Regions from separate parts of the Homo sapiens genome. Here region 1 is linked to region 2. The links are chromatin loops, found by intact Hi-C in ENCODE. Cell type or tissue: dorsolateral prefrontal cortex. All regions are shown on one strand. Links, peaks and the distances in the headings refer to the core of each region. The heading gives the core; the rest is flanking DNA. Region 1 overlaps PSAT1 (phosphoserine aminotransferase 1). Region 2 overlaps LOC107987083 (a long non-coding RNA gene).

The links. A loop is a pair of places that touch in the nucleus more often than their neighbours do. Peaks named below come from ENCODE experiments on the same cell type or tissue, not always from the same donor. Only the 100,000 strongest peaks of a DNase experiment are listed, where the experiment ranks them.
Region 1: it touches region 2 in a loop (2.3-fold over the local background); 6 of 110 quality-filtered maps call a loop at or near these places.

What each region holds. Positions count from the first base shown.
Region 1 is chr9:78,311,199-78,327,531 of GRCh38, forward strand. It overlaps PSAT1 (phosphoserine aminotransferase 1), which reads left to right. Exons shown (of 9, transcript NM_058179.4): 7 at 6,478-6,606. Among named protein-coding and RNA genes, the nearest start is that of PSAT1, 22 kb to the left of the region's middle. In dorsolateral prefrontal cortex, for the core only: no CTCF peak of the experiment used is centred there; a DNase peak (open chromatin) is centred at 8,163; H3K27ac peaks cover 1,784 bases.
Region 2 is chr9:78,360,671-78,377,003 of GRCh38, forward strand. All of the region lies in intron 1 of LOC107987083 (a long non-coding RNA gene), which reads left to right. Among named protein-coding and RNA genes, the nearest start is that of PSAT1, 72 kb to the left of the region's middle. In dorsolateral prefrontal cortex, for the core only: CTCF peaks have their summits at 9,147 (motif pointing left) and 9,348; a DNase peak (open chromatin) is centred at 9,141; H3K4me3 peaks cover 733 bases.

The sequences.
Region 1 (16,333 bases), core at 5,138-10,137, 51 kb before region 2:
CGGTGAGGGTGCAGCTGGGGACCTCAAGTGCTGGCCTCCGGGGGAAGGGGCCGAGATGTCAGGCTGCACATGGCAGGTAGAGGTACAGGAGGCTGTCCTTACCTGTTTGGAGATGGGGCCAGGGCCTGCCTTGCAGCTAGAGGAGGCTTTCAGAGGAGCCCAAGACCATCACCCATTTCAGAAGTGAGAAGGTGGGAGGGGGCAGGGAAAGAGTGCTGTTCCTGAACTGTCCCACAGCCTGTAGGCCAGCAAGTTGCGATCAGGGTACAGCTTGGGGCAGGGCAGACAGTCACTCTCTGGTACCTTCTTCAAGGGTTACCTTGAAGAGCATTTTTTTAAAAAGGAATGAACACGGCCGGGTGCGGTGGCTCACACCTGTAATCCCAGCACTTTGGGAGGCCGAGGCGAGTGGATCACAAGGTCAGGAAATCGAGACCAGCCAGACCAACATGGTGAAACCCCGTCTCTACTAAAAATACAAGAATTAGCCAGGCATGGTGGCGGGTGCCTGTAGTCCCAGCTACTCAGGAGGCTGAGGCAGGAGAATCCCTTGAACCTGGGAGGCAGAGGTTGCAGTGAGCCGAAATCACGCCAGTGCACTCCAGCCTGGGTGACAGAGTGAGACTGTCTGAAAACAAAAACAAAAACAAAAACAAAAACAAAACAAAAACCATGCAAGGTTAGAAAATCATTGCTCACCCAATGAGAACAAGCTGCAAATGGAGACATCAAGATGTGTGCAAAATCCCCTCCCCAGTCCGTGATGTGAGGCTGATGGGGTACCTGGAGCCCTTCAGAACTTTGTATCACATAGTAGAGTTCTTGAAAAGGCCTCACTTTTGAAAAGACGCCTTTTTTTTTTTTTCCCCACAGAGTCTAATGACCATAGGCCCTGGGAACTTTGATTTAATTGTGCTGGATAAAACTGCCTTCAAATCGTTGCTCCGTAGCCCTGAGTGATGAACTAGAGTGGAATAAAGAACACACTGCTGTTCTCTTTAACCCTTCAGTAGAACACACTAACCCCAATTAGTGCATAGAGAAAAAGATCCCTAAACTTCCCTTCTGACTGCACAAAATATTTTTTACTTACCATGACTAACTGAATACACAAGCATACGTTTGTTTTAGCTGCAGTATGAGGTGAAGTAACTAATAAAAATACAAAACAAATAGACCATTAATCTTAGGCCACCTGTTAAAAGAATGAGAACAGGCCAGGCGCAGTGGCTCATGTCTGTAATCCCAGCACTTTGGGAGGTCGAGGCAGGTGGATCACCTGAGGTCGGGAGTTCGAGACCACCCTGACCAACATGGACAAACCCCGTCTCTACTAAAAATACAAAAATTAGCCAGGCATGGTGGCACATGCCTGTAATCCAAGCTACTCGGGAGGCTGAAGCAGGAGAATCACTTGAATCCAGGGGGCAGAAGTTGCAGTGAGCCAAGATTGTGCCATTGCACTCCAGCCTGGGCAATAAGAGCAAAACTCCATCTCAAAAATAATAATAATAATAAATAAATAAAAGAATGGGAGCATGCAAATTAAGTTTGTGGGCCTGTTTGGAAGGCTTCACTGGTCCCAGACTACCTTCTCCCAGTGGGATGGGGATGCCTGGAATCCTGGAATTCACAGAGGGGTGTGTAGTGGAGCCAGTTTTGGGAGCTTTCCTCTGGGAAAAGTGCTCAACTCAGTGGCTACATTCACCGATTCCTGAGAAAACTGTGCCATAACATCAACTTCAGAACCTCATCTGCAGAGCTGGAGTCTTAGAACAGCCAGGGAGAGTTTTCCAGGGGACTTTCTGGTGTCCTTTTCTAAGCCCTGGTGCACAGGGACTATTTTGTATTGCTTTAAAAAATTTATAACAGTGATATACTCTTAGGCTGGGTGTGGTGGCTCACGCCTGTAATCCCAGCACTTCAGGAGGCCAAGGCGGGCAGATCACCTGAGGTCAGGAGTTCGAGACCAGCCTGGCCAACATGGTGAAACCCTGTCTCTACTAAAAATACAAAAATTACCCGGGCGTAGTGGCGTGCACCTGTAATCCCAGCTACTCTGGAAGCTGAGGCGGGAGATCACTTGAACCTGGGAGGCGGAAGTTGCAGTGAGCTGAGATCGTGCCACTGCACTCCAGCCGGGGTGACAGCAAAACTCTGCCTCAAAAAACAAACAAAGAAACAAAGAAACAAACAGTAACATACTCTTAGCAAAGACTTGCAGGTGGGCAGAGTCACCAGGGTAGCCACTGTTCACTGCTTGCTTTGTATCCTAACAGACTCTTAACTGGGCATATGCAAATATACAGAGTCATATATTTAATCATGCAAATGGAACTTGAACTTTACCATACAAATTGTTCTGTGAATTCTATTTTTCCACTCCACAATATACCATGGGCATTCTGCTATGTCAGCTCAAATGCCTATTTTTATTTTTTACTTTTAAATTTTATTTTTGTTAGAGACAGGGTCTTGCTCTGTTGTGCAGGCTGGAGTGCAGCAGTGTGATGATAGCTCTCAGAAACCGCAAACTCGTAGGCTCAAGTGATCCTCCCACCTCAGCCTCCTAAGTAGCTAGGACTACAGGCAAGTGCCACCATGCCTGGCTACATTAAAAAAAAAATTTATGGCGACAGGGTCTCAATATGTTGTCCAGGCTGGTCTCAAACTCCTGGCCTCAAGCTGTCCTCCCACACTGGCCGTCCAAAGTGTTGGGATTACAGGCATGAGCCACCACACCTGGCCCTTTTTTGTTTTAAAATATATATGGTGTCCTGTAGAATGGACATACCTCGATTTATTTAATCATTTAATAGGCAGAGTTAGGAACCCTATCCTGTGTGTTTGCAGGTGGCATTTTAGAAATGAAGGCATAAGTCTTAAAAATGTCACACTGGTAGTGGGAAGAATTGAGACCACTCTATAAGCTGTGTAAGCGTTTTAGAGCCCTTGTGTTTTCAAGATTTTAGACGGTATGGGAGTTGAAACATGAGTTAATAAAGAACTGGAAGCCACGAGGGTCCTGTGTTAAGTAGAGCCACAGGGGCTAGACATCAGTGCTCTGCAGAGGGCTGGGTGGGAGGGGAGGCAGGACCTCCTATCCTGTGTTAAGTAGAGTCACAGGGGCTAGACATCAGTGCTCTGCAGAGGGCTGGGTGGGAGGGGAGGCAGGACCTCTTATCCTGTGTTAAGTAGAGCCACAGGGGCTAGACATCAGTGCTCTGCAGAGGGCTGGGTGGGAGGGGAGGCAGGACCTCCTATCTTGTGTTAAGTAGAGTCACAGGGGCTAGACATCAGTGCTCTGCAGAGGGCTGGGTGGGAGGGGAGGCAGGACCTCCTATCCCAGGGATGTCTTCAGTCTTCAGGACAGCTTGCTTGCTTCTGAGTTGTCTGCCTCTTGTTTAGGCTTCATAGAGCCAAGTTATGGGTGCTGGCTCCAGGCAGCCCCTAAAAGTGGGTGAGCTTTCTGCTGGCCTTGCCTCCTCAGATCCCATTAAGAAAGCCAGAGATCATGGGCGGCGAGTGTGAGCACAGCAGTCAGCTAGGGGTTCAGGCGTCGGTACTGAGGTCTGGCTAGGACGGTGGACCTGACATGGGCCTTGCTGCACTTTGGATTTAGACAAACCAAATCCACAGTGCAGCAAGGGCCCATGTCAGCTTTGAAACCCTGGGCTAACACAGAGCTTCAGGCAAAAGGGAAGCTTGGTCACCTGGAAGTATTGTTGGTGACCTGGGCTCTGCTTGGATTCAATCACATGGCAGGGTGTGTTTCTGTGGTTCTGTGTGGAGGTGGGGGGTGAACAGGCTGCAGGTGTGGGAGAGGAGCAGTTGGAAGTGAAGTGGGAATTGCAGAGCATCTGATGAACAGAGGGCTGGGCAGCCTCGTGTCTGGAATGCACACCCACGTGCATGTGTGCTGTGTGCTGGACTTGGCCACTGTCACTGGTGTGTGGTGATAGCTCTGCAGTCCCACTCGCAGGGGAGCTAGTGGCTGGAGCCCTGCAGCCCCTGGCAAAGCAGAGGGCCTGCATACTTGTGGGAAGAGCTTGCATTCTTGGAGTCAGACAGGCTAGAGTTGGAGTCCTGGCTTTAAGCTGCTTGCCAGATGACTTGAGGCAAAGTTAACCTCTCTGAGCCTCAGTTTCCTCATCTGGAAAATGGGATGACGGTGGCTCTAACCCGAGGATTATTGTGATCAATAAAGATAGGCTGAGGCCACAGTAGACTTCAGGAAGTACTCATTCCCTTCTCTTACTTTCTCTCTTCTGTCTCTTTTGTCCCTCTGACTTCTTGGACGTTAGCCAGAGAGCTACCGCTGAGGCTGTGGATATTCTCAGGGGCTGTTTCCTCTTCCTCCCTGCCTTCCCTTTCTGCCAGCAGCCACTCTTGCTCTTTCTTCCCAGTGCTGTCTGGGGAGGTAGGCTGGGGAAGCTTCAGGAGAGGTTGTTGGATGTTTGTGGCTGCTGGCTGCTCCCTGCCTAAGGCCCCTCTGGGCAGCCCGGTGTTGGCTTTTGCCAACATGAGCTGGCATGAGCCACTGCACCCAGGCCTTGGGTCCCACTTGAGACAGTGAATGAGCCAGTTGGTATAGGGGGCTTCCCTGTGACAAGCTGCTGGCTGTTAGAGCATTTTCCAGACCCCATAATGTCCCCTCCTGTTAATAAAGGAGGAAGCAGCTGGGTATCCCCACCCTAGATCTTAGCTGAGCATTGACTCCCAGTAAATTTTTGCACAATTCCCATAGGGGATCTTTGATTCACACCTCTGGAGAGGGCATAGTTGGCAGCTGACCTCCAGACTCCCAGCTCAAGGGAGATGGTGTCTTCCCTGGGCGACCTCTCCTCCTGTGCCCTGAGCTTTTACTGAGTACACGTGGAGCCTTTAGCACCTTCTTAAGGAGAGGGGTTTTCAGACTGGGGAAAACCATGCACCGCTCCTCAGTGTTTCATATTTTCAGCTTAAGTTTGAAGGGACTACTGACTGCCATTTGTGTGGCCCACCTGCCACGTGCCAGGCCCTGTGCTAAGCGTTGGTCTGGCAGGAAGAAGTTGAAATACTTGGTTCAGAAAGGGATGGTCCTGAGCTGCGGGAAGGGCCCAGGTGCAGCTGGACTTCCTGGAACCAGGGACACAAATCCTCCTCCATCTGCTCTCCACTTCTGATCCTGGCTTCTCTCAGCGGGAATGTTGGCTTCATTTTCAGATGGGCCTTCTTCAGATGTTTCCTAGAAACATGATCCCCTAGGGCTCTCATCTCCTGTCTCACAGTTGCACTAATATTCTGCCGCTTTTTCTGCTCTCCCCACTCTTTCTCCCCACACCCAATTCAGAAAATCTCAGGGAAGGCCCTGATTGGCCCAGTTAGGTCCTATGCCGAACTCTGAGACCAGGGAGCCAAGGGGCCTTGCTGGACCTGCATACTGGCTGGAGGGTGGAGTTGGGAAGAGCAGGGTGGATAAAATGCCAGGTGTCCACCACAGGTAGGTGGATCTCCCGGTTCCAGATGGGAAAACCGAGGTGACTAATTCTGGGTAGTCTGTTAGTGAGTGGCTGCCCTACAATGGGAGTCAGGACTGGGAGGGGGAGCCCGTCCTTTTAACCCCTCGGCCACAGTGCTCTCTGCTGGCTGGAAGGCACTGTGCTAAGGATGTGGGTAGAAAAGATGAACAGCGTGGGCTTCTAGCCTTCCAAGACCACAGAGGCCAAACAACAGGCACACAGAAACTTAAAAGAGCAAGTGGAAAAAAACTATGCAGGTAATATGGGCAAGGCGCTCTGGGAGTTCAGGAAGTGAAGAGCTCGCTCTGGGTAGGGGTGGGATTGGGGTCTGCTGATGCCTTCTGGTGGAGATAAGGAAGTGTGTTCTGGCTCTCAAGAAGAGTTTACATTAGGGCTTAAGCTGGACAAGGAGGGACTGATATGATGTTTAGTGAAAAATCTGATTAAACCTTTTTCTGAATGGCCCTCAGGGATCTAGAATTGGGTTGACCCTAGTCCTTGCTTGATGACATGCTCTTGTTCACATGGGCCCTGCTTTTGTCTTGTGTATTTTCTTTCTTTATTTTTTTTGGAGACAGGATCTCGCTCTGTCACCCAGGCTAGAGTGCATTGGTGTGATCATAGCTCACTGCAGCCTCGAACCCCTGGGCTCAAGCATTCCTCCCTGCTCTGCCTCCCAAGTAGCTGGGACTATAGGCACATGCTATCACACCCAACTAATTTTTCAATTTTTATGGAGACGGGTCTTGCTATGTTGCCTAGGCTGCTTTCCAACTCCTGGCTTCAAGCGATCCTTCGGCCTCGGCCTTCCAAAGTGTTGGGATTACGGGCGTGAGCCACTGCATTTGACTATCTTGTCTATTTCAAATAATGTGTTTAAGTCTGTTTTAATGCACCTTCAACAGCAGTTTGCTTGAATATAGTTCTACTTTTGCAAAGATGAGCTAAACGGATTTTTTAAAAATCTTCATTTTAGCATCTACGTCATGGGCTTGGTTCTGGAGTGGATTAAAAACAATGGAGGTGCCGCGGCCATGGAGAAGCTTAGCTCCATCAAATCTCAAACAATTTATGAGATTATTGATAATTCTCAAGGATTCTACGTGTAAGTCAATGGATTTTATCTCCTATTTTGCCTCTTGTGAATTTAAAACTGTGTATATACTGTGTACCTTTGAAAAGTGGACATATTCACCTTTCTCTGAGACATTAAAATACTGGTGAGTGTGTGTGGTCCTGGGCCCCATGAGCAGGGGAGTGGGTGGTGAGTTCTTCCCTCCTGTACCTCACCCTGGGGCTCTCAGGCTTTGGGACCTGTGTCCCAGTGGGTGGTGATGTTTCTCACACCAAAGACATCGCCCTGGGGAAGAATCTCAGTTCACTCCCTGGGGTAGGTCCCGTCTACTCCCTCCTTTGTATATCTTCTGGGAAAAAAACAAATGTACTTTCTGAAATGTGTCAATTTAAGGACTCCTGTTAGCGATCTTTGGGACAAATACTCCTGTCCTCCTCTTCTGCGTTATTTCCCTTTTTAAGAAAATTCACTCCTTTCCTTATTATAAGACAGATGCTGTTATCCCAGAGTCTGTGAATGGAATTGGCTTTGGCATGGGCTGACTCCAGTTTAAATATTCCCATGAACAAATGATTAATGAGTATGTCTTAACCACTGCCCCTGCACCTGGGAATTCTGCAGAAAATGTCTGGGTCTTGTATTAGTTTCCTGGGGCTGGTGTAACAAAGTACTACAGACTTAGTGGCTCAAAACATCAGAAAACTGATTCTCACTCTTCTGGGGCCAGAAGTTCAAAATCAAAATGTCAGCAGGGTTTTGGTCCCTCCAGAGAGCCATGCCTTGCCTCCTTTAGATTCTAGTGGCTCAGGGTGGTCCTTGATTTGTGGCTGCATCACTCCAGCCTCCACATCTGTCTTCACATGGCCTTCTTTCTGCCGTGTCTTCCCTTCTGTCTCTTAAAAAGAGAGGTCTTTGGATTTAGGGCCTGTCCAGATAATCCAGGATCATCTCATCTCGAGATCCTTCACATAATGACATCTGCAAAGTCCTTTTTTTCCAAATAGGTCATATTCACAGATTCTGGGGGTTAGGACATGCGCATACCTTTTCAGGGTCACCATTCAATCCACAACAATAGGCCCTTCACCAAAATGCCAGATGGGAAGCACCTAGTGCGGTGCCTTGGATGCAGAGAAGTGTAACAGGTGGTATCTTCATTTGCTTTTCCCTTTCCCTTAAGGTGGTTACAGGTATACAAAGACCAGACTTCCTGCTGTGTACATGTATGTGCGCCTACACATATACATAAATGCTTAAACTCACCAAACTGAGAACCCCCTTCTTAGTGGCCATTGCTCTTTGGGGTTCAGTCTATAGTAACAAAAATATCTGCTTGATGGTAAGTTGGAAATTTGCCCTCTCTCAGATAATTCAGTGGCCACATGGGACCGACAAAACGATGCCTCTGTCCTAACTTAGGATTGTACTTTTTAGCCAAGACTTAACTAACACATCTCCATAACCACCCATGGGCGGGCAGTGCTGGTGTACTTTTTGGATGGCATGCTGCTGTCACCTTTGTTCTTGCAATGCTTGTTGCCTGTTTCTGTGAGCTCTTGACATGCAGTGGCCCTCCTCCAGCTGCAAGCCCAGGGGGAGTTAGGCTTGGCGGGATGCCTTGGCCTTTGGGCTCCTTTCCCAGGCACCATCTCAGGGAAGGGGTACACACTCTGCATTACTGCCTGTTCTCTGGTTCTGTGCAACAGAGAAGCAAGTGCAGGCTGGGGGCTCAGTGCTGGGGAAGCTTCCACACTAGACCTTGATGTGTGAGTTTGGAGGCCAGGATACCCTGCCTGTGCTCACTGAAGCCATTTAAAGTGCACGATCAGCAGTAGGTATCCAAAGATTTCATAGCCAAGGGCTAAAGAATGTGGCATGAGCCTGGAAAAGGGGGATACTCTTTGGTTGGAGTGAAGAGAGGGCTTTTGCATGAGCTTATTATGAGCCCTGGTCATGAGTGGAATTAGGCAGAGAAGAGGGCAGAAGTACTTTTAGAAAGGTTAGAATCATCCCCGCAAAGGCACTGAGGGAAGAGTGTACAGTGTGTTTGGGGAGCAGAACATGGGCTGCTTGAAGGGCATGGTTTATGCTGGGATTGGGAAGAAGGTCCGTGGAAGTGTGTGAGGGCGTGTTTAGTCCACCTATTTATTCATTCATTCATCTACTCACCCACCCATCCACCCACCTACCCATCTATCCATCCACTCATTCACTCATTCATTCATTCATCCATCTGTCTACCCATTCATCTATACATTCATCCACTCATCCACTCATCCATCCACCATTGACCCACCCATCCATCTATTCATCTACCACCTGCCTACCTATCCATCCATCTACCCACTCACTCATCCATCTATCCATCCATTACCCACCCATCCTTCCACCCACCTATTCACCCATCTACCCATTCACCCATCCACCCATCTATCCACCCGCCCATTCATTCACCCATCCACTCATCCAGACATCCATCTGTCCACCCATTCATCCATCCATCCATTCATCCATCCACTCACCTACCCATCCACTCATCCATCAATCTTCCATCCATCCATCTATCCATCCATCCATCCATCCATCTGCCCACCCATCCATCCATTCACCCACCCATCCACACACCCACCTATCTATCCATCTACCTACACACCCACCCATCCATCTATCCATCCATCACCCACCCATCTATTCATTCACCCTTCCACCTATCTACCCATCTATCTATCCATCCATCCATCCATCCACTCATTCATCCACCCGCCCACCCACTCATCTGTCCATTCACCCTTCCACCTATCCGCCCATCTATCTACCCACTTGTCCATCCATCCATCCATCCACTCATCCATTCTCCCACCCACCCATCCACCCACCCACCCATCCATCTATCCATCTGTCCATCCATCCAACCGTCCATCCATCCATAAAATGGCTCCTGAGGACCTGCTCTGTACACTAGCCTTGTTCTAGGCTCCTGGAAGACCGAGAAGAATAAATCATCTTCCCTGGCTCCCTAAAAAGTGCTGAGAACCTGAATGTGAGTAAAAGCACTTGGTGGGTATAGTGGACGGGAGACCAATTTTTCTATTAGCTTTTAGCTCTATACATTTCTCAGGAGATGTGTAGACATGATGTTAGAGGACAGAAAGAACGGTGATACCACTGGGAAAAAAATTAAGGGCATCAGGAACAAAATAAGAAAGCATAGAAGGAATTCTGGGACTCTCCTGAATCCCCCCCCGCCACGCCTAGGTCCTTTAACTCCAAGCACTAAACCTGGGCCTCTCCCAGAAGGCAGCCTGCCAAACTAATGTGGCAGGCAGGTCATCTCCTGGGCAGGTCATCTCCTGGGGAATCTGGTCATCCTTCACACCCAGAGCTCTTCACTCATTTCTGAACTGCCTTGACCCAGGACTTCCAGTCCTTTTAAGAATAAACCTCTTTCTAGGAACTCCCACCACCCCCTCAGTTGCCTGCCTGGAAAGCGTCATCCCAGGCACTTGGTGTTCTGTGGGACCTTGTTACTGGAGTAGAGAGGAGGCTGTACTCTGTCTCTCCTCTGTTTATAGCTGGAGACTCCCAGGCTGTGCCTGAACTCACTTAGATTTTCAGGAAATTCTTCTTTTCTTTGGAACTATGGAAATAGTTGAGCAACATGGCCCCATGGGAGGTGGCCACTTTTAAAGAGGAATACCTAGAATTAGAATTTGCAATTTACCACCACCTTTGCTCCTCATTTTTGTCTCTGAGAAGATGCACCCCCTCCCCACTTCCATGCCCCCTGACTCGTAAACCAGCTCCTTAACATAGTTCCAGGTTGTTTGCTGGGGGTTTCACCAGCCCTGCCAGTGACCTTGGCAGGGAATTCTGGGACTAGATAAGACAACCATCGAAGCCTCCAAGTTGATTCCATAGCCCAGTCACCCACACTGTGCTGACTGACCCCATGTTGAGCCCACGTGGGCCGTTTAGCACCTTGGGCTTAGAAGCCCCATTTTGCCACGGTGGTGCGTGTGACCTCGTGCAAATGACCTAACTGCTCTAAGCCACAGTTTTCTCATCTGTACAATGGAGGTAATGATACATACTTCTTAAAATTGTCAAGAGAATTAAAAGGAAATGCTTCTGAATCAAGAATATATAATATAAGGATTGAGAGCATTTTTACATTAAGGATTGAGGACTCTTGTGCTGGTTAATTTGTATAAAGTGCTAGAAACAGTGGTTGGCACACAGGAAGCATTCCTTGCATGTTAGCTCTTAATATCATTATTTGTGGTTATTGTTATATAAAGCAATTATGATATTCCTGACACACAGTGCTTATATAAGCTTATGTAATATAATTAATTATATAAGTATATAATATATATTAATTTTATTATATAAGGATGTCCAAGTGACAGATTCCATGTCTGGATCTGAGGTCACCTTTATCACCTTATGTGGGTACCAGGCCTTAGGAAAGAGAAGGAGGCACGTGATGGGTCTAGCGAAGACCCTAAAATAAAATGAAGCAGGCAGAGTCCTAGGCACCTTACACATGTGAATGCATTTTGTTGTCATCACAACCCTGTGAAGTAGACATTGAGCCTATGCAGCAGAAGCACAGATAGGACAAGGATGCAGCTGGAAAGTGGGACCAGCCAGGCTACGAACATGGGGGTGGAAGGCTCATTCCAGAACCTCTGCTGCTGTCTATGTCCAGGAGTGCAGAAGGCCTTAAACATACAACTCAAGCTATAAAGTAAAAGAATGACGTATTTAATTACATGAAAATTTTAAAATTTTATATGGCTTAAGACATCATAAACAGAATCAAAAATGACAGAATGAGAAAGATTTTGTAGTATATTAAACATAAAGGTTACTATCCTTAATTTAGGCAAGAACCCACAGATGAATGAAAAAGGATAAGGAAATAAAAGTGGGGGTGTGGTGGTTGCTAACAGTATGAGGAAACAACTCAGAAGAAATGCAAGCTGCCTCATAGACAAATGGAAAGATGCCACCTTCATTAGTTCCTTAGGAAATGCAGATTAAACCCATGAGATATGTTTTGCCTTTCATCTGCATACATTAAAAGGATTGATAACATCTGGTGCCAGCAAGGGCATGCACTTTTGGTGAGAGTATAAATCTGGACAAATTTGGAGCAAAGATTGCAGCGCTCATTATAATTCAAAACTTACATGGGCTTTGACCAAGGATTTTGATGTCTACAGATTTACCCTTCCCCAGCACTCTGCCTGGGTACAGTGGTGTGCACAAAATTAGGGACCAGCAAGTCCAATGTAAGATGTAATGGTGGAAATATGCAGTTGTGCCCATCAGTAGGGGTCTGATGAAAACAATGAGGATCTGTGGGTAATATGGAATGACTGCATTGAGAAGGATGAAGCGGGTCTCTTAGCAGACATGGGAAGATGACTGTGTTATGTCATCAGACCAAAAGGAGCAAGAGCAAGTGTAGGAAAAGACAAATCTATTAGTCTTTAAAAACTACAACAAGGCCAGGGACAGTGGCTGATGCTTGTAATCCTAGCACTTTGGGAGGCCAAGGTGGGAGAATTGTTTGACCCCAAGGAGTTTGAGACCAGCCTGGGCAACATAGTGAGACCTCGTCTCTACAAATAATAATAATAATAAAAAATTAGCCGGGTGTGGTGGTACATGCCTGTAGTGCCAGCTGCTTGGGAAGCTGAGGCGGGAGGATCGCTTGATCCCAGGAGGTCAAGGCTGCAGTAAGCTGAGATTGGACCACTGCACTCCAGCCTGGGTGACAGAGTGAGACCCTGTCTCAAACAAAAACAAAAACAAAACTACAAGAGTTATATATACATACATATTTACACATAGACACACATACATGTATACATGCATATGCACACAGACGTACATGTGTATATCTAAAATGATCTTCAGGAATGCACAGCAGACCATTAGGGTAGCCACCTCTTGTGGGAAGAGGGGTGGCAGATCTTCATATTTTTATTCTAGATTTTCATAATCATGTACAAATTTAAAATTAATTTTTTGTTGACAAAACCAGGCAGTAAGGAGAGGCCTACATAGGGTTGCATTTGGTAGGCTTCTCTTCACATACTCTTCTTTCTCATTCCCTGTGTATCTGACACATCCTTTCAGAGGGGCCTGACTGTGGAGTGATGTTTCTTCACTGCCTGCTCATCTCCTGTGACTTTCTTGCGTTCCCTTCTGAGCCTTACCACCTTCGTGGGATGGGTGTCCCTGGCTGAAGGTGTACCTCTGCCATGTTCCCCTCCTCCAGTACCTTGGAAAGTCCCGGTGTGTCCCTGAGCAGCGTGTCTCCGAGGGGACTGTCTGGAACTCTCATCCCCACAATAGGAAGGGTTTTTCAGTCATGGGGGAACACTGCGTTCCTGTCTGACCTCCTGGGGTTCCTCATTTACGTGGTCGGTGAGCTGTTGAGAGGCTTCAGGAAGTCAGGAGTGAGGAGGTCTGCCTAGCTCTGTGAATGCAGCTTTCCTAAGTTTCTCTGGCCATGGAACCACTTTCCCAGAATGCCTGTTGACATCTTCGTGCTCCACCAAGATGTTGGGAAGTGCGGCTCTTTCCCTGGTTCCCACTTGGACTTTCTCCTTAAATCTTTGCAGCCCTGGGATTTCCAGCTGGTTCCATGCCCATCCATAGCCCACATAGCCTCTCAGTCTGCCTTGGCCCCTTCTCCTACCTCGGCCCTCAACCCATTCAAACAACAGACCTGGTCACCTCTGAAATTTGGTGTTAACTCCAGGGATTGATTGCTCACTGGGGAGCAGGGGCTAGATCCAGCCCACAGTGGTGCTTGACGGGGTCACCCATGTTTAAAAACACAACTTGAGCCAATATTGGGCTCTTGGAAGATACTTAGAGATCTGGTTTCTTATTCCATAATCCATGTGCCTGTGAAAATGGGAAAAAGAAACTTTGACAGGGATAGCCATATGTTTCAGGAAAAAAAAAAGGGAGAGCCTCTTTTTCAGACTAGTCCTCCACGTTTAAAATGTGAGAGAGCTTGTTTGCACCTTCCACACCGGCCCGTCCTACTCATTTATGTGAGTGGTGCGGGGACATGCTGGCTTAGAGTTTGCCGCCCATGCTTGAAGCTCCTCGGTGCCGGCACCTTGGTACAGGCCCTAGTTCTTTTGACCTAGAAAGCTTTTTTTTTGTTTGTTTCCAGCCATTTCCTTTTTTTAATTTACAGTTTGCGTTCAGTGCAAACCCATAGCATGAGACATTACTATGAATCAAAATGTAAATACACAAACACAATATAGAATCCAAAACAGAGGTGCAGCTTTCAGGAATGAAGCAGAAGACAGGTTCATTCACATGCACAGTAGCTTCAGGGCTGTGTGATCTGGTTGTTCCCATGTAGCTTCCTAAAGATGGAAAAAAATGATTTTGGTCATCAAGACTACTGTGGCCATATTAGATACTGGAACCGTAGAAAGTTCTTCATAAGAGCTTTCCAGCAGGTCTGTGCGTTCCCAGTTTCTTCACCCCCCAGTCTCTCCTCTGTGTGCTGTAATTATTTTTCTAAAACACAGACCGCATTTTGTTGTGGATTACTCCTCATTGCTCAAGGATCCAGTCCAGTTCCCAGCAGGGCACTCCACAGCCCCGGCCCTGTAGGTCTTCCAGCCACCCCAGCCAGGAAGCCAGTGCTCCAGTTAAGTCAGCAGACTTGCCGGAAGCCTTTGTGCCTTTGCAGATGCAGCTGTCTGCCAGATGCCCTTTCTTCTCATCTGTTGGAACCATGCCTTGTCCCCTCCCCTGAAACCTGTCAACCTTGCCGCTGCTGAATTCCTTATCTGGCTTCTCTGCCTTTGCAGCCCTTGGCTGTTACAGCACTTCCTACGTATAATTGTGATTCCCTCCGGAGCCATCTCTCTGTAGATTGGAAGCAGTTAATTTCCCTTAATCTTTTTTTCTCCCCCCAGCCCCATACTAGAGACACTCTCCCATGGGTAGTGCATAAATATTTGTTGCATGACAATTTAGTCTTTAATTTCTCACTTTTATGACATTATTGCTTTGTGATATCTTCTACTTTCATGATAGGATGGGTAAATTGCAGGGAGAGGAACTGTAAATACGGATGCTTAATTCTTCCTGCTTTCAATTTTTTTCTGTTAAGTTAAATGTGCTTTTTGTTGCTCCACCTCTCTGATTGGAGCCTCACATTGGGAGCCTGAGGCAGTGGAATATCAAAAGAGGGTAGCCGTTGAATGTTTATTTTCAATGTCAGCCGTGAAACCTACCACTTCGAATAGTGGGGCCTGGAATTCAGGCTCAAAGTCTTTTCCCCATATTTGTTTCCCCCTTTGGCCTCTCTTTTGCTTGAAGCTGTGTACTAGACTCTCATTAACTTTAACAAGAATTACAGATGTGCCCTCAGGGGGCCTCTCACACTGCCTTTATTTGCTGTAATTTTAATGAATTCCACCCGTAGAAGTGTAAGAATAAAAGAGGATATACTTGAGCAAAGGGAAAGAGAGGGTTATTACACATTGTACCTTTTTTTAAAAAAATTGCAGAGTAATGTCAGCTATTCTTCCATTTGTCTCCTTTGGTTGCCAGTGAAAAATAATTTTGGCTGCTTATTTTCCAAAGCAGAAACTGAAGTCAAACACGAACCTTTCCTAGACAAAAATTCACTCATAATCATTTTTGAGAGTCGATATGTACCTTATGCAAAGTGCTGGGAATAAAAAGATGAATTTATTCCCATAAATATGTACACCTACTATGTACCCAGAAAAATTTAAAATAAAAATTTTTAAAAAGATAGATGTATTAACAGGTACTTATATAGCATTTAATATGTTGCAGACATAGTTTTAAATTGTGTCAGTTATTTGTTTCTGCATCATAGAACACCTTAAAACTTAAGTGACTGAAAACAACCACCATTCACTTGCTCGTAGTTTTTTGGGTCAGCAGGTTGGGCTGAGCTCAGCTAGGGGGTTCTTCTGCTGGTCTTGGGATGCCTCATTCTACTGAAGTCGTCATCTGGTTATTCATTTGGAGCCAGATGGTCTACAGTGGTTTCACATATCTGGCAGTTGGTGCTGGCTGTTGGCTGGGACACTTATCTCCAGCACTCTAGCTCAAACATGCTTAAGTGACAGCAATATATATATATATATATATATTTTTTTTTTTTTTTTTTGAGACAGAGTCTTGCTCTGTTGCCCAGGCTAGAGTGCTGTGGCACAATCTTGGCTCACTGCAATCTCCACCTCCCGAGTTCAAGCAATTCTCCTGCCTCAGCCTCCTGAGTAGCTGGGATTACAGGTGTGTGCCAGCACGCCCAGCTAATTTTTGTATTTTTTTTTTTCAGTCGAGATGGGGTTTCACCATGTTAATCAGGCTGATCTCAAACTCCTGACCTCGTGATCCACCTGCCTCGGCTTCCCAAAGTGCTGGGATTATAGGTGTGAGCCACCGCGCTTGGCCATGACAGCAATATTTTAAGAGAGCGGGAGGAGAGGCTGTAAGGTCTTTTGAGACCTAGGCTTGGAAGGTGCAAAGAGTCTGTTGTAAACTCTTGGCCAAAGCCAGTCAAAAGGCCAGCCCAGATTCAAAAGATGGAAAACTAGATTCCACCTCTTCTTATTTTTAAATGGGCCACAAAAATTCTCTATAAAGACTGACTTATTTAATGCTTACAACAACTTGAGGTGGTTGAGGTAGGTTCCTCTATTATTCCCACTGTTCAGATGAGGAA
Region 2 (16,333 bases), core at 6,261-11,260:
CAGTGATCATGTATCTTAGATTTTTGTGGACAATCATGATTTTAAACATTTTTGTCTGGTGGTCCACCTAAGAGCATGTCATTTTCATACAACAGGCTCCCAAATTAGGTTTAGAAATTATGGCCACAGTGCCTACTGCACTTAAGATGCAACTTGGAGGGGTGGGGAGGGAGTGGCAGGTGACAGGAGGTAAAGCCAGCCGTCAGAGAAGGAGCAGAGAAAATCTGTAACTCTAGAACAAGTCCTGGGATATAATAGTTTACTGTAGCAGCAAGCACTAGTCTCTAGTTTACTGATAACTCTATTCCTCAAAGAGTCTACTAGAAGGAACACTGAATTCACAATTTTCTAGCTGTAAAATGGACATTTTAATACCTGTTTGTTTTCTTTGAAGGTTATTTCAAGAACTAATGCTAATACCAATAAAGCCCTTTATTTATTTAAAAATGAACTAAAGTAACTTGGAAAGTATTACTTTTGCTCTTAACCACTCTTCATAGCTACCAAGCAGCAGCTCTATTTACACTGAATCCTGGAAGTATGAAATGATCCTGTTTATACCCACAAAATATTCTTGTGCAAAGTGTGCAAACGATTAGGGTCCAGCGCTCAGGCCTCGTCCGGGAGCCACTGCATGATGGGCTCAAATCAATACACATTACAGCATCCTCAAGGGTCTTTGGCAAAAGCCTATAAATTACTTTGCTGAAGGCATTTGTTAATTGAACAGCAGACCCTGAGTGGCAGGAACAATGCAATTGTGAGCTGGGAAAAGCCCCTCCGAAAATCAACAGATGCAAGCGAACCAGTCTCAACGGTGAGGGCTGATTATGATGTGGCTTCTATTTTGGACAATAACCTCTGTTTATGATAGCCTCCCGGTCATTAAAAATCTCTGCTGTAAGAGAAAACTGAGGCCAGGCGCAGTGGCTCACGCCTGTAATCCCAGCACTTTGGGAGGCCGAGGCAGGCGGATCACGAGCTCAGGAGATCGAGAGCATCATGGTTAATACGGTGAAACCCTGTCTCTGCTAAAAAAAAAAAAAAAAAAAAAAAAAAAAAAAAAAAAAAAAAATTAGCCAGTCGTGGTGGCGGGCGCCTGTAGTCCCAGCTACTTGGGAGGCTGAGGCAGGAGAATGGCATGAACCCGGGAGGCGGAGCTTGTAGTAAGCCAAGATCACGCCATTGCACTCCAGCCTGGGAGACAGAGCAAAAAAAAAAGAAAAAAAGAAAACTGAGCTATTAACTTCTTCAGAAAAAAACAGGGGGAAGAGTGGTCATTTCTTTTATAAGCAGAAGGGAAGGTGCTGCTCAATAAAGATCAATTAAACATCTCTGTTAAAAGGCTGCTTGGGAGCGGGTGCCAATAGAAACTCCTCCATATTAAGCCCATGTTCCTACATTCCTCCAGCCTTCCCCATCTCTGTTATTTTGCTCTGGGGAAAATTTTAAGGGGACACTGGCTATTGTAATTATATAAGGTGACAGTGGCTCTCACGTCTATGGCTGAATGATCTTTGATGTTGAATGACTTCTCATGCATTCAGTAAGGGCATCCCCAGACAACAACAGGCAAATCAAATGCTTTTCTGGACTCAACTGAACATCAGCCATCTTCATGAGAGAGTTAAAAAAAAAAAAAAGCAGCCAGGTGCTGTGGCTCATGCCTGTAATCCCAGCACTTTGGGAGGCTGAGGCGGGTGGATCATGAGGTCAGGAGATCGAGACCATCCTGGCTAACACGGTGAAACCCTGTCTCTACTAAAAAATACAAAAAATTAGCCGGGTGTGGTGGCGGGCTCCTGTCGTCCCAGCTACTCGGGAGGCTGAGGCGGAAGAATGGCATGAACCCAGGAGGCGGAGCTTGCAAAGAGCTGAGATCGTGCCACTGCACTCCAGCCTGGGCGACAGAGCGAGACTCTGTCTCAAAAAACAAACAAACAAACAAACAAACAAAAAAACCCAGAAAAAACACAATAATAGGTACCCCAAAAGATTACATGGTGGTCAGAGCTACTAAATCCTGGGATGCAGGAGTAGCTTGAGGGGCCCTGGGTGGTTCATTGTGTAAAGAGCATAGTTCAAAGCTCCCTGTAATCCCCACCATTTTCCACTTGAAGCTTCATCGTAGTCCTTTAAAATACTGTATGTTTCTATTATGTTTATACTGTGTCCTTATCATGTAAGCTGGAACTCTTGTTCAGAATTAACTGCCCTGTTTTCTGAGCTCTGGTACAGTCTTCTTATATTTCAATTATCATACTTCCTAAAAGTTAATTTTTCAAATATCTGTATCTTGTCCAAGATGTAAACTCCTTTTTTATCTTTTCATACTCTCTCATCCATTCATCCCGAGATTTGGTTTGAGTCTTTGCATATCACAAGTGTATTGAAATAAGCTTGCAAGTATCACAGTCTGCATCTTGACAGTCACATTCGTAAGAGGAGGGCTTGCACTCCGGCTGGAGTTACGTGAGAATCCACGTCCAACGAATGAATATGGCTTTAAGGGGGACACTTCCATTTTCGCTTAAAACCAGAAATTGTTGAACTTAATTATCACCAGCAGTAATTCAGACATCAAAGCTCTAGGCCTCTCTGTATTAGTTTTCCGTTGCTATGTATCAGAAATGTAGCAGTTTACTGCAATAAAAATTTATGAGCTCACAATTTTTATAGGTCAGAAGAATAGGCATGGTGTGGCTGAATTTTCTGCTGTGCTCCGTGACTCACTGGGCTGATGTCAAGGTATTGGCCAGGGCTCTGGATCTCATCTGGGGCTTGGAATCTTCTTCCAAGCTCAGTAGCTGTTGGCAGAACTCATTTCCTTATGGTTGCAGGACTAGAAGCCGTTTCTTGCTGGCTGTCAGCTGGGGTGCTCTCAGTTCCTAGAAGCCACCCACCTTCCTTGCCCCACAGACCCCTTCATCTCTAAGCCAGCAATGGACACTCTCCCCTCTACTTTGGCCCCTCCTTCCACTGTGATTCTCTCTGACTGGCCTGTCTCTGACCCCTAACTCAGGTTTCAAGGGCTCCGTTGATTCCATCAAGCCTATGAGGATAATTGCTCTACCTTAAGGTCAACTGATTTGGGACCTTAATTACATCTGTAAAATCCTTTCAGAGTAGCACCTAAATCAGTGTGGTTAAATAATTTGAAGAAGTGTGTCTACACCGGGATATGCCAATCTTGGAGGCCATCTTAGAATTCTGCCTAACACATTCACCAATATGACAAGTTGCAAGCTTTGCTTACCTGTCTGTGCTGGACCTACCAAGTCTTCTCCCTGTGTCTTGTAGTTATGTAGACAGAGGAGATCAGCAACCTCCATCTGACATTAAAAGTGCTGCTTCTTGAAGAGGGAGGGAAGATATAGCTCTGACTTTATCCTTCAACATGAGTGATGTTTCATGGCGTTTGGAAGATGCCCTTGTAAGTCAGTTGCCTGTTAAGACACAACCTTAGTGAGTTGACCACTAGTGAGCATTAAAGGCTTTTTAAAAATGGTATTATGGGCCGGGCGTGGTGGCTCATGCCTGTAATCCTAGCACTTTGGGAGGCCGAGGCGGACAGATCACCTGAAGTCGGGAGTTTGAAACTAGCCCAGCTAACGTGGTGAAACCCCTCCTCTACTAAATATATATATATATGTATATAAAATTAGCCAGGCATGGTTGCGGGCGCCTATAATCCCAGCTACTTGGGAGGCTGAGACAGGAGAATCGCTTGAACCCGGGAGGCAAAGGTTGCAGTGAGCTGAGATTGTACCACTGCACTCCAGCCTGGGCAACAAGAGCAAAACTCTGTCTCAAAAAAAAAATGGTATTAAAAAGGTATTATGAATGGTCTAAGATAGGGGTCAGCAAACTACAGCCAGCCACCTGGTGTTTTTTTTTTTTTTTTTTTTTTAGACGGAGTCTTGCCTCACTCTGTCACCAGGCTGGTGTGCAGTGTGACCTCGGCTCACTGCAGCCTCTGACTCCCTGGTTCAAGCGATTCTCCTGCCTCAGCCTCCTGAGTAGCTGGGATTACAGGCGTGTGCCACCACACTCAGCTAATTTTTGTACTTTTAGTAGAGACGAAGTTTCACCATGTTAGCCAGGATGGTCTCAATCTCCTGACCTCGTGATCCGCCTGCCTCGGCCTCCCAAAGTGTTGGGATTACAGGCGTGAGCCACTGCGCCTGGGAGCCACCTGTTTTTATAAGTAAAATATTGGATAACAATCATGCCTATTCATTTGCAAATGATCTCTGGCTGCTCGTGTGGCACTACTACCAGGTTGAGTACTGAACTCAACTCTCTGACAACAGAAAAATACTCTCTAGCCCTTTACGCTGGTGACTCGTGGTCTAAGACCATTCCCACAGTTGCCTGATGATAAGTATCACCTGGATCATTTGTTAACAAGACAATTTCTGGGCCCAGTGTAGACCCACTGATTCAGAATCTCTGGGGCGAGGGAGAGGGGTGGGGGTGGGAAGCTGTGCTGAGCAAGCTTCGCAGGTGATTCTCATCACCACGGAAGGAGTGGTCTCAGGTGTGCCTTCCTGCCAGGTGAGGGAGAGCCTTTAAAAGAGGAGTAGAGCTCCTCTACTCCTCTTTTAAAAAGAGCACAGACTTTTTTTTTTTTTTTTTTTTCTCTTCTCCTTCTCACTGTCTGGGTCTGCTTCTCAGCACTGCCTTGTGAACGATCACCATCTCAGGTAAGTTACATTTAATCCTCGGTTTATTTACCTCAGAAATGAGGATAATGATGTTTAATTGTTAGCATGCACATATATGCAGAGGGCCTAATACAAGGTCAGTGCTTAATATTGGCAACCCTCAGTAAGAGGAGAAGCACAGTATACACATCAGATGATCCGAAGGCAGCAACCACTCATGGATAAGATGAGCCAGGCTAAGTCTTTACAACAATACTCCACGGTGCATAAGCAGCTCTGTCAAAAAGAAAAACTTCCTATAAAGCAATCTTATTACAGAGTGCTTCCAGGACAGCAGAAAGCCCCTTAGAAACTCAAAATTCCCTGCAGACCACTGAATATTGCAAGAGGTCATAACTGATTAGGATATAACTGAGTTTGCAAAGGAATACTTAATTTTGTGATTGAGAACCCTGGTACTTAGCAGGAAACCTTTTCTTCCCCCCTATTTCTGAGGTTAATGCTTTTAGAAATCACTGCCTGATGAGATCATGCAAATTCAGCCATCTGTATAGCTGTTGAAAGAAAGTTTTTAGATAAATTGCTATGCCTTTGCCACATAAATCCTCATAAGATACAGGACTCCAATAATACTTCAAGTTACAAGGGAGTTTCATATTTTACTAAAAGGGGGAAAAATCAATCTTGAATCTCTTAGTCCAGTGACCAAAGAATCACTTCATTGATTTTGTTCAGCTACTCAGGTGGGTGTACAATTTATCCTGATCTGATCTTATCTGATTTAAAGTTTACTTTTTCTGGGAAGTATTAATTTGAGTGTTATATGGATAGTACTGTAATACCAGACCCTCTTTACGGCCACTTTGCACAGCTTATATAAACATCCCAGGATAGAGTTTCGTTTTAATGTTTTCTCAAATTTAGAATTTGTGTTGGCTGCAAGTTATTCCCCTTTTCAACAGAAGAGGGAGGCAGAGGCTTGTCTAATAACTAAATAAATAAAATACAATAAAAAATAGTGTACCTAAGAACCAGGCTAGAGGGAAAGGGATCTGTACTCTTTTTAGGGAATCAGGTAAACAAGAACAGGATGAATTCTGCCAAGCATGATTTAGATTTTAAGAAAAAAAAATTGGAAATTGAGTGTTTTGCTGATTTAATATTTCAATTTCAGTTTCTAAAAAAGTACCAGCTGGTATTATGCTCACTGCCTGGGCAACAAGATCATTAGAAGCCCAAACCTCAGTCTCATGCAATATACCCACATAACAAACCTGCACATGTACCCCATGAATCTAAACTAAAAACCGAAATATGTAGTGTGAATCCTATTTAGTGAAAAGCAAAACATAGACGATAACACACTGATAAATTAACAGCAATTATTTCTGTGTAGTATTTTTGGTTAAGTATTTTCTATATAATTTTCAATAGTTTCCAAATCTATGAGAATAAGCATGTATTCTTTTACAACCAAAATAAACTCTGCAGAGGGCAGGGGGAGGGATATTCACTTTTATGAAATGCAATGTTGGGATCTTGCTAATACCCTAAAACATAGCGGGATGGACACAGGGTACTTCAGGGTCTGATAACTCCCTAAGCAAACTGCTGGGCAGCAGGCCACCTGGCTGACTCTGGGCTAGCTGCTACAGTATTTCTTTGCTGTCATTCCAGGGGAAAAGCTAGAGATGCTGACCGCAATTAGCTGCATGAGTTCCTGCTGGGATTGTCTGACTCTAGGAGATTCTCTTAGACTAATGTCTCCTGGGCAGATGCCCCACCCCAACTCCCAAAGAGTTCCTGTGGTTCACACCTGGTGCCATTCAGCCGCCAGGCCCTGCTTAGTAAGCCCCCTAGAAAGGCTGCAGTTAATTAAAAATTCAGAGGGGCTGCGCCTACCTAGCCTACCTAGTGAGGCAGCCGTTGGGGCTAGAACTTTATCACCTGTGGGCTTCTGTATCCTATAGTTTCCAAGGGGAGGGTGGGGAGGGAAGATGCAGGTCCTTATTTGATGGGAGAGGTGAATATTTGGGTTTTGGGCTTGTTTCACTTCAGAGATTCACCCATTCAGACACATAAGAGAATATAAGTTTTATTTTTTATGTTTTGTCCCTGGCATCAGAAAACTCTAGGAGATAGAGGCATTGGAGTCAGCTGAACTGGGCTGAGTTTGATGCCACTTGCCAGCAGTGTGACCTTGGGATTTCTGGTCTTTCATCTGTAGAATGGAAATTATAATACCAGTCTTGTCATCCTCAGAGATTATTGTGAATAGCCAGTGAAATATGCGTATGAAAGTGTTTTTGAAATGACAAAGTACTGTGTATAATGTGTGTAGGGGATGGTGTCCCAGATTGAAGTTAAATGAGATCCAGGACTGTGATAGGTCACAAGAAGAGGGGAGGCAGGGCCAGGACTACCATGGAGCAAGCAGGGTGGCCAGGGTGCAAAATTTGAGGAGGCACTTCCTTACAGGGGTGGTCATATGCCTCCTCTGAGTGGGCAAGACCCTGAGAGTGAGGGTCTTGTTAAATTTATCTCACCCACCCTACTCCTGGTCCTGAGTGTAAGTAAAATCTGTGCCTATTAAAATTACAAATGCAATATATGTTCATTGTAGCAAAGCCCACTATACCTAATTTTGCAGAGGTGTGATCACTTGGGCAGTATCTTAGGCCGCCCTCCTTGCATTTTTTTGTTTTGTTTTGTTTTGAGACTGAGTCTTTCTCTGTCGCCCAGGCTGGAGTGCAGTGGCGCAATCTCGGCTCACTGCAACCTTTGCCGTCCGGATTCAAGCGATTCTCCTGCCTCAGCCTCCTAAGTAGCTGGGATCAGCGGCATGCACCACCATGCCCCGCAAATTTTGTATTTTTAGTAGGAATGGGGTTTCATTCACGATGTTGGTCAGGCTGATATTGAACTCTTGACCTCAGATGATCAACCCACCTCAGCCTCCCAAAGTGCTGAGATTACAGGCATGAGCCACCACGCCCAGCCTTCCTTGCATTTTTTATCCATTTGCAATGTTAAGCTAGGCTTCTTGCTCTCACTTAATGGGCAGCACAGAAACATGCAAAAGAAACACAAATCTGATCACAAGACCTCTGTGGGTGTTCTAGATCTTTGTTATAGATTTACTTGCGGACTCTGAAAGGATCACACGGTGCATGACACAGCAAAATTTACTTAAACCCTACTTTACCCAGCTTTCTCTTCCCTGGGCCGAGTCTTGTGGCAGTTGCTCCAAGATCTCCATTTCCTCTCCTTGTAAACGCTCTTAGGTACCTCTTTTTCTCTACCTCCTAGCTAGACGCTACCCTTCATCCACTAGCTCCTCTTTCATGTTGTTACGTGTAAAACCATCTGGCCAGTCCAGGACTCTAACACTTGTTATTATTATCTCCCAAATCACTTCTTGAGGGATCCAAGTGGTAAGGAAACACTTCTCTTTAGGGATGGGGAAGAAAGGAGAAAGGTTGTCAATACTTCGGTAGGTTTTGTTCTGGACATGAACACGTAGCTATGTATATCTACCTCACCGATTTTTAAAAATGGGGCCACACTAGGCCAGGTGCAGTGGCTCATGCCTGTAATCCCAGCACTTTGGGAGCCCGAGGCGGGCAGATCACCTGAGGTCGGGAGTTCGAGACCAGCCTGGTCAACATGGGGTAACCCCGTCTCTACTAAAAATACACAAATTATCTGGGCATGGTGGTGCGTGCCTGTAATCCCAGCTACTTGGGAGGCTGAGGCAGGAGAATCACTGGAACCTGGGAGGCGGAGGTTGCAGGGAGCTGAGATTTCACCACTGCAGTCCAGCCTGGGTGACAGAGTGAGGCTGCGTCTCAAAAAAAAAAAAAAAAAAAAAAAAATTGGGCCACACGAAACCTAATGTCTTCTGATTTGCTTGTTCCATTTAACAATGCATCTTAGAGATCTTCTGTAGCAATATTTACAAGCCAACCTCATTGTTCTTAACAGCTGCCTATATTCTGGAGTTATTTTAACCATTTCTGTACCAGGAGATGTTTCTGTTGTTTCTTGTTTTTCACTCTTGCAAATAATCTGCAGTGAAAATCCTCCTACACTTTGTTTCCTTGCTCACTTAGTTTAATTTGCTAGGTGAAAGAGGATGCAAATTTTAACAGCAGATTATGGGAGGGGCGATTGGGAGCATAGCATGGGATTGATCTGTCCCTGGTATTTTTCTTCCTGACCCATCTCCACTGGATTCATGTTGAAAAACCGTTTTCATTTATGGCTGAGGGGTTGTAAGTAAAAACTGGGGGAGCTATTTTTCTAAAAAAAAAAAAAATCCTCAGTAATATATTGTAGCACAAATATTACTTGGGAGTAATAGCTCAGAAGAGGAATGAGGAGTTTCTGCCTATTACGCCAAGTAAACCATCCTGTAACTTTAGCCAAGCTGGGGTCCCAGGTCTGGGAGTGTGTGATGAAGTCGTGCAGACACAGCGCCACCCAGTGGCTGTCTGGTGAGGACGGGATTGTTTGCAGGGATGAGTGCAAAATCCCTGGGAACTCCTAGAGATGCCGGAGAGGGCATTTTACTGGAGGCTGAGGTCCTGCTTGAGCAGCAGGGAAGATTGGAGCCAGTGACATTTGGGTTATTGATGAAGTGACTTCATATGTAGCCATAGGCTTGTGCCTGAGGCAACTCAGGTTACTGTTGCTTTTGAATGCATTTGCATTTTATGTCTCACACAGTATCTACGTCTATTGGAACAAAATAGTGGCACTGTATGGGAGCGAGTTCTTCCTTGCTCTCTAGGCAGTGCTTATATGACTTCAGAGACCTCTGCCATAACTCTGTGGTCCATAAATTGGGAACGACTGAGATGGGATATTGAAAAGCTGAGTGCAAATGAAATCATTAACTCAATGTCAGGGGGAGCATGCTTTTGAAAGGAATCCTACAGTGAATTCTCATCATGCTGAAGGAACTCCCTGTCGCTCATACTCAAGATCCTAGAATGCCTCCCCGATGTAACAAATCAACTTCACAGGCAGCTTGTTATCCTTTCTTCCACTTGAAGGTCCCACCCTATAAGAGCTCTATTTCCTACAGCTCTGGATTAGGACAGGTGCGGTCTGTCATTGCTATCGGGCCAACTCTATGCTTATTTCTGCTTCTCTTAGTTTCTGTTTTTCTACCTCTGTGAAATGCCGCCTGTGACCCTTTAGTAACTCAAAGCCTACCATATTTCCATGCCCTTGTTAAAGTCCTTCTTAAGGCTCCCAGAAGTCCTCTCAGCCAACTTGGTCCGAAGTGACCTTTCCTTCTGCAAACTCCTCATTCTTTGACCTTTGGTATCATAAGTTTGGCATGTTACTTGTCTTCTCAGCTAGACTCTAAATTCTCTGAAGTCAGTGATGTTTAATGTCATCATAGCTCCTTGAAGCAAGGTGCTAGACACAAAAGAGTGAAATAGTATTTAACTTATTGTGTAACAAAGAATAGCAAACCTGAGTGATTTTTCTGGTAAACTTGGCTCTTCATCTATTGGATCTGCTGCAAGTACATTTTAAAAATCTTTATTGTCTCTCTCTTTAATCCACCCATTCATTCATATATACGAAGTGCTATTTACATGCCAGGCACATCCCTATTTGGCAGAGAGTGGAGAAAAAACCTTGATATTTTTATAACTGTGACAAATGGGCAGCCTGTGCTCTGTGGACAGGGAGGGCCCTGACGACCCACCAGCAGTGGCTTTGAAGATGTCTGTTTCTCCAGTTGCGTTTGTCCTCTATGTTCTTACCTGTGCCCTGTAGATCTGCGTTAAATGCTTGTAAGAGGCTGGACAAAGCTATGGGGCATGGACTTTCACTACTTTCACTTTCAATGGAGATGTGTTCCTGTGAAAAGCTTGCCCATCGCTGTAGAAAATCGAGCCAGTTGCTCATAAAAGCTGAGCTAGTCTGCCTGGAAGAGGGATTGAAAACCCAGACCACCTTGATTGTGTGTCTATATTCTCGCCCTAGAGCACTGCTTGGGAAGTATCTGTTGAACGAGTGGTGTTCATACTTCTATTGGTGGCGACCATGCTTACTCCGCTTTTGGTTGACTTTTTCTACGTGAACAATATTTTGCTAGCCTCTGGGTTAAGAGTAGTTATTTAATGCACACAGACCAATAGGCAACCGCTAAATGGTAGAAGTTTAGGGGATGTACTATCTTGGGAGGATTTATACCAATTACTCAACTGCCTGAATACCAAGTTCCTTCCTATTAGCTTTATAATAAGATAAACTAGTTCTCACATTTATCCCAAGAAGACAGGCTTATCCATATCATCTATATTTTAGCAGGCAGTACCAAACTTCAAGCCTCCAACACATTTTAAATCTTGCCATGTTGTATATTTTAAGTATCATTAAAAAGCCACTTTCTTACTTTAAAAATATGTGTGCAATATATTTTATGAAACCTATAGCAAGTCTATGAAAAATTGATTATTTTTTCCATAGGGATATGTTCAAATGATTTTCATTCTGCTCACCAAATGAAAAATCTAGCTCACATTATGTCCTTTATCTTATTTACTCCCTCTCCTGTGTATATAATCACCATGTTCCCAAACAAAGAGAAATGGGTTACTGTGTTTGGGTAGCCAAATAATTTCCTGTATTGGGCAAAGGAGTTGATGCAGATCTAAACTAGGAAGCATGCATTTCCCTTTCAGATGCCTTATTTTCCTATTCTGTACCCTCTTCCGGCCAACTCTACGTGGGCTGGGTCAGAGTATGCGATGGGGGTGCTGTAGTGAGTGGCAGGCAACTGTGGCTGCTGGTGGAGCGAACACATGATGGAAACATCAGTCACTGCAGGACTCCAGGAAGATGCAAGGAGCTTCACAGACAAAGATAAGAATTGTTCTGTGCTTTAGTCAGGATTATTTCTTAAAAACGTGTGCCAGGGCACAGTGGCTCATGCCTGTAATCCCAGCACTTTGGAAAGCCGGGGCAGGCAGATTGCTTGAGGCCAGGAGTTTGAGACCCGCATGGGCAACATGGTGAAACCCCAACTCTACTAAAATTACAAAAATTAGTGCGGTGATGCCCTGTAATCCCAGCTACTTGGGAGGCTGAGGCAGGAGAATCGCTTGAACCTGGGAGGCAGGTTGCAGTGAGCCGAGTTTGCACCATTGCACTCCAGCCTGGGCAACAAAATGAGACTCTGTGTTCCCATTTACCTTCTGTGGTGCTCCTTCCTACAGGCTGATCATGGCTGAGGTTGTCTTCCCTAGTATCCACTTTCTCCCTGTTCCTTGGGGTCAGAACCATGGCAGGAGGTATCACCAACAGCTCCTCTGTACCTGAGTCTCTTCCCAACTGTTCCCCACCAACTCTTCCATCCGAGAGTCCCGGGTACTTGTAAAACCCTCAGGACAGACAGAGGGTAGGGGAATTGGGCAGCTTGTCAGAGTGACAGTGAGATGAAGATCAAGTCTCACCCATAGCTAAGGTAGGAATCAAAAGAGCCTTTGGAGCTGGGGTACCAGTTGAGTGCACCACCTTTGTTTCACAAATGAGGATGAGACAGGCAATGAACAGAGGCTCAAGAGACAGTTGTGATAATTTCTGAGTACAGGGGAATAGGAGAGTCTAGGGAAATGGGATTTAGCAGGCAACGGGAGCAGGAAATTGGACATCGTGATGTCTGGCGTGCCAGTGCCTGACCCAGTAAGCCGAAGAGTGGAGTCAGATGTGACTGGAGTGGAGGATTCAGGGGGTCACTTAAGCTGGGGCCACATTGTGGAAGATCTCAAGAACCATGATGGGGAGTTATAAATGATCTATGCATGGAGGGGCCCCGCGGGTTTTTGAGATTGAGATTTTTGAAGGCATGATCTGATCTGAGGCTTTGGAATCACCATAAAAAGAATTTAGAGGTTGTCCTGTGTTGTGGTTTTAAACGTGTACTCTGAGGAACCGCCTTAGGGGCTGCTCTTGTGGAGGTGGTGAAAGGATCTGGGAAAAGCCAAGAGGCTAGGATCTTGGGCCCCTGCTTGCGCTAAATCAGGCAGCCCTGCCCCTGTTTTTCTTATCGAGCTGCCAGGTAAAATTTCTTCTTTTTCTTGTGATAAAGAACATAGAAGGTAAAATTTACCATCTTAACCACTTTTAGTTGTACAGTTCAGTAAAGCATATTCACATTGCTGTGAAACAGATCTCTAGAACTATTCCACTTGCAAAACAAACTCTATACCCTTTGAATAACCACTCCCCGTTCGACCCTTCCATCCCAAACCCCTGGTAAACCACCTTCCTCTTTTGTGTTTTTATGAATTTGGTCGGTCATGTAAGATTTATTTTGAAAAACAGTGCTAGAGCTGAGATGGTTGGAAAGCCATTGATCGATCATCCTACCCCGCTTTCTCCTGGCTTTGACAAAGAGAAGGCTGAGGTCCCGGAAGCCAAAGTGGCCACCTTGTGATGAAGACGTCATGCACACAGATACTTAAACCAGGGTGCCAGGAATCTAGGTTCTGTGTCTACAGTTTTGTAGACTAGGTTCTGCTGCTGTGTGTGTGATAGTCGTCAAGCAGCCGATTTAACTTGGTGCCTCGGTTTTCTTATCTGTTAAAGGATGTGACAGTAACAGCATCTCCCTGATAGACTTGTTGTGAGGATTAAGCCAGGTAATGTAAATAAAGCACTTTCAACCGGGCCTGGCACTTATATAAGTGTTTGCTGTTATTAAGTGACTTCCTGGCACAGCATGGCTCCTTATGAAGAAAGCTGTTCCTATGGACCTATAACCAGTGCCTGTGCTGCATGCTCTGTCTCCTGAGTCTTTCACCTAACACTGAATAGATGGCTTTGACTCAACCTGCCTGCCTTCTACATAGCCCTGTTTCTCATCTGGGGCATGCCACTGATGTCAAAGGATGCTCCATCAAGACCTTAATTTTCAAGGGGAAAGTGGTAGAGGACACATCACATAGCACAGGAGGAATGGACATCCTGTGACATTAATCTGAAAAGTAGTTATGGAACGCTTTAGATAAGGCAGTGGCTTAGGTGCTGAGGATACTGAATGAACAGACCAGGCAAAAGTCCCACTGTCATAGAGCCTGCATTCTAGCAGGGCAAAGCTTTGCAATGCAGACCTTTCAATAAATGAAATGCTTTTCTTGGACTCGTATGCCCCAGGAAGATGAAAAGTTTGCATAAAAATGCTCAGATTTGGAAATGGAACACTTTAGACTTATTGCTATAGTGCCTCTGAAAAGTGGTTTGTAAAAATAGATACTAAAAATGATGCAGACATACTGGTGCTCTTAGGTTGAGACAATTTTTCAGGTACAAAGTTTCCAAATCGATTTATCTCAAGTTCTGATTCAAGGGTTGTGTATATAGTACAGTTTGTCATCTTTAGAACTTGGTGAGGACAGCATTAGGCTTGTTTTACTTGTGCTTCAATCAGATGTCAGGAGGAATGTGGGATTCCACCTGCCGATGCCTCTCCGGGGCTTCATCCTTTCCTCCTCAATATGAGCAGATGACATTCAGATACCCAGCAGCAGAAGCAGAGACGGTGTGGGGACTAGTTTTGTTGGGGAAGAAAATAGGAATTGCCATTAGACTAGGATGAACTGAAGCTCACCTGTCACAGGGTGGGGACTATTCTGTGAGGAAAGAAAGAAAAGAATGGTCACACAGAGCACTCAGCTGCTTGTGAGTCCCCTATGCCATGTGCACTGCAGCCATTGCTATAAAGCACAGCACTTCCTTCCTTGGATCCTACAAATGCTTCATTTGTAGACACTTCCCAACACCGTGCTTCCAGGTGCCACTGCCAGTCAAGGCTGGTGGGTGATGTGCATCTCATGGACCATCAGGAGCTACTGGTGGCCATTAAAGTCATTAGACACATGGGAGCTATGACTCAGAGACCCATACAGCCTATCATTACCCCCACTTCTTTCTCATGAAGTCTCCCCTATTTTGTTGAGGTAGGGGTGGAGATCCCTTGACCTTAGGGAATAAGGGCTCTTTTTCAGCCCTAGGGGATGGCTTAGGGAGGTCTAGGCCAGTTGTAGTAGTCCCATTTCCTTTTGCCAGCCTTTTGTGCAGCTCTAAGTGGCTACATGACACTGGCTGCTGAGTCCCTTGGCAGTTTCTGGGAAAGACTTCTTTTTCTGTTTCTTTTTTTTTTTATTATTATTTTGAGACAGGGTCTCACTCTATCACACAGGCAGGAGTGCAGTGGTGTGATCTCAGTTCACTGTGCAACCTGCATCTCCCGGGCTTAAAGAATCCTCTCACCTCAGCCTTCTGAGTAGCTGAGACTACATATGTGTGCCACCATACCAGGCTAATTTTTGTATTTTTAGTAGAGACGGGGTTTTTGCCATGTTACCCAGGCTGGTCTCAAACTCCTGAGCACCTCCTTGCCTTGGCATCCCAAAGTGCTGGGATTACAGGTGTGAGCAACCATATCCAGCTGACTTTTTAATTTCTCAGATAAAAAGGCATAAAAGTTATTTTTTGAGGAGAAAGCTTTTTGCCCACCCTTTTCTTCTAGTGTAGCACACTGTTACAATGATACAATGCCCGGAGCAGTAGCAGCCGGTTTGCAAACCTGAGTTATCAAAAAAAGAAAATTGGACAGAAGCTAGTTGGATCCCTGAGACTAGATTATCACTGCATCTGGGCTGCTTTCTCCCAGATTTCCTGTTACATGAGACAATTGGGGATGTCTTTGTCATGCCAGTCAGGCTCTCTGTCACTGGAGACTGAGAGGATTCTAAAACTGATAGAGCAATTTTAGTCCTTGTCTTTTTTTTTTTTTTTGAGATGGGTTCCCACTCTGTCACTGAGGCAGCAGTGCAGTGGTACCATCATAGCTCACTGTAGCCTCAACCTCCTGGGCTCAAGTGATCCTCCTGCCTCAGCTTCCCAAGTAGCTGGGACCATAGACGTGCAACCATGCCTGGCTATGTTTTACAATTACTTTTTTTTTTTTTTTTCTGTAGAGATAGGGTTTCACTATGTTGCCCGGGCTGGTTTCAAACTCCTGGCCGATCCTCCTGTCTCAGCCTCCCAAAATGCTGGAATTACAGGCATGAGCCACCACTTCTGGCCAGTCTTTGTCTTTGAGGTGGGATGCCCACATAGCATATGGGTTTCCATAATGGTGGCTACTATGTAACCAAGAGACTATGTAGCCTAATGTCCCAAATTGCTATGATTCTGACTTGGGCTCATCAAACTTTAGTTTTGGAGGGAAAAGAAACCATCAGAGAACATCGAATCCTGGGTTTCCCAAGGTGGATTCTGTTGAATTACAGACATAAAAGATACTTGCACCCAAAAGCGTTCCACAGCCAAGTAGGTTTGAGAACACTTCCTACCACATCCCCTTCTCAGAAGAGACTAGGTTCTGTGTCTACAGTTTTGTCTATTCTTCCACAGCCCATGCTCAGGACCTCCTCCTTTCTTGTTTGGACCTGCGCTGTAGCCTTACTTCTGGCATTGCTGCATCCCTTTATTCCCTATGCTCTTTGACTACTAATCTCTCTCGTTGCCTTCATTCACTCACAGCTGAGCACTTGGTAGGTGCTATGCACCGTTGCAGTTGCTGGAGACATGACAAAAAACAAAACAGGAGATATCCACCCTCATGGAGCTTACAT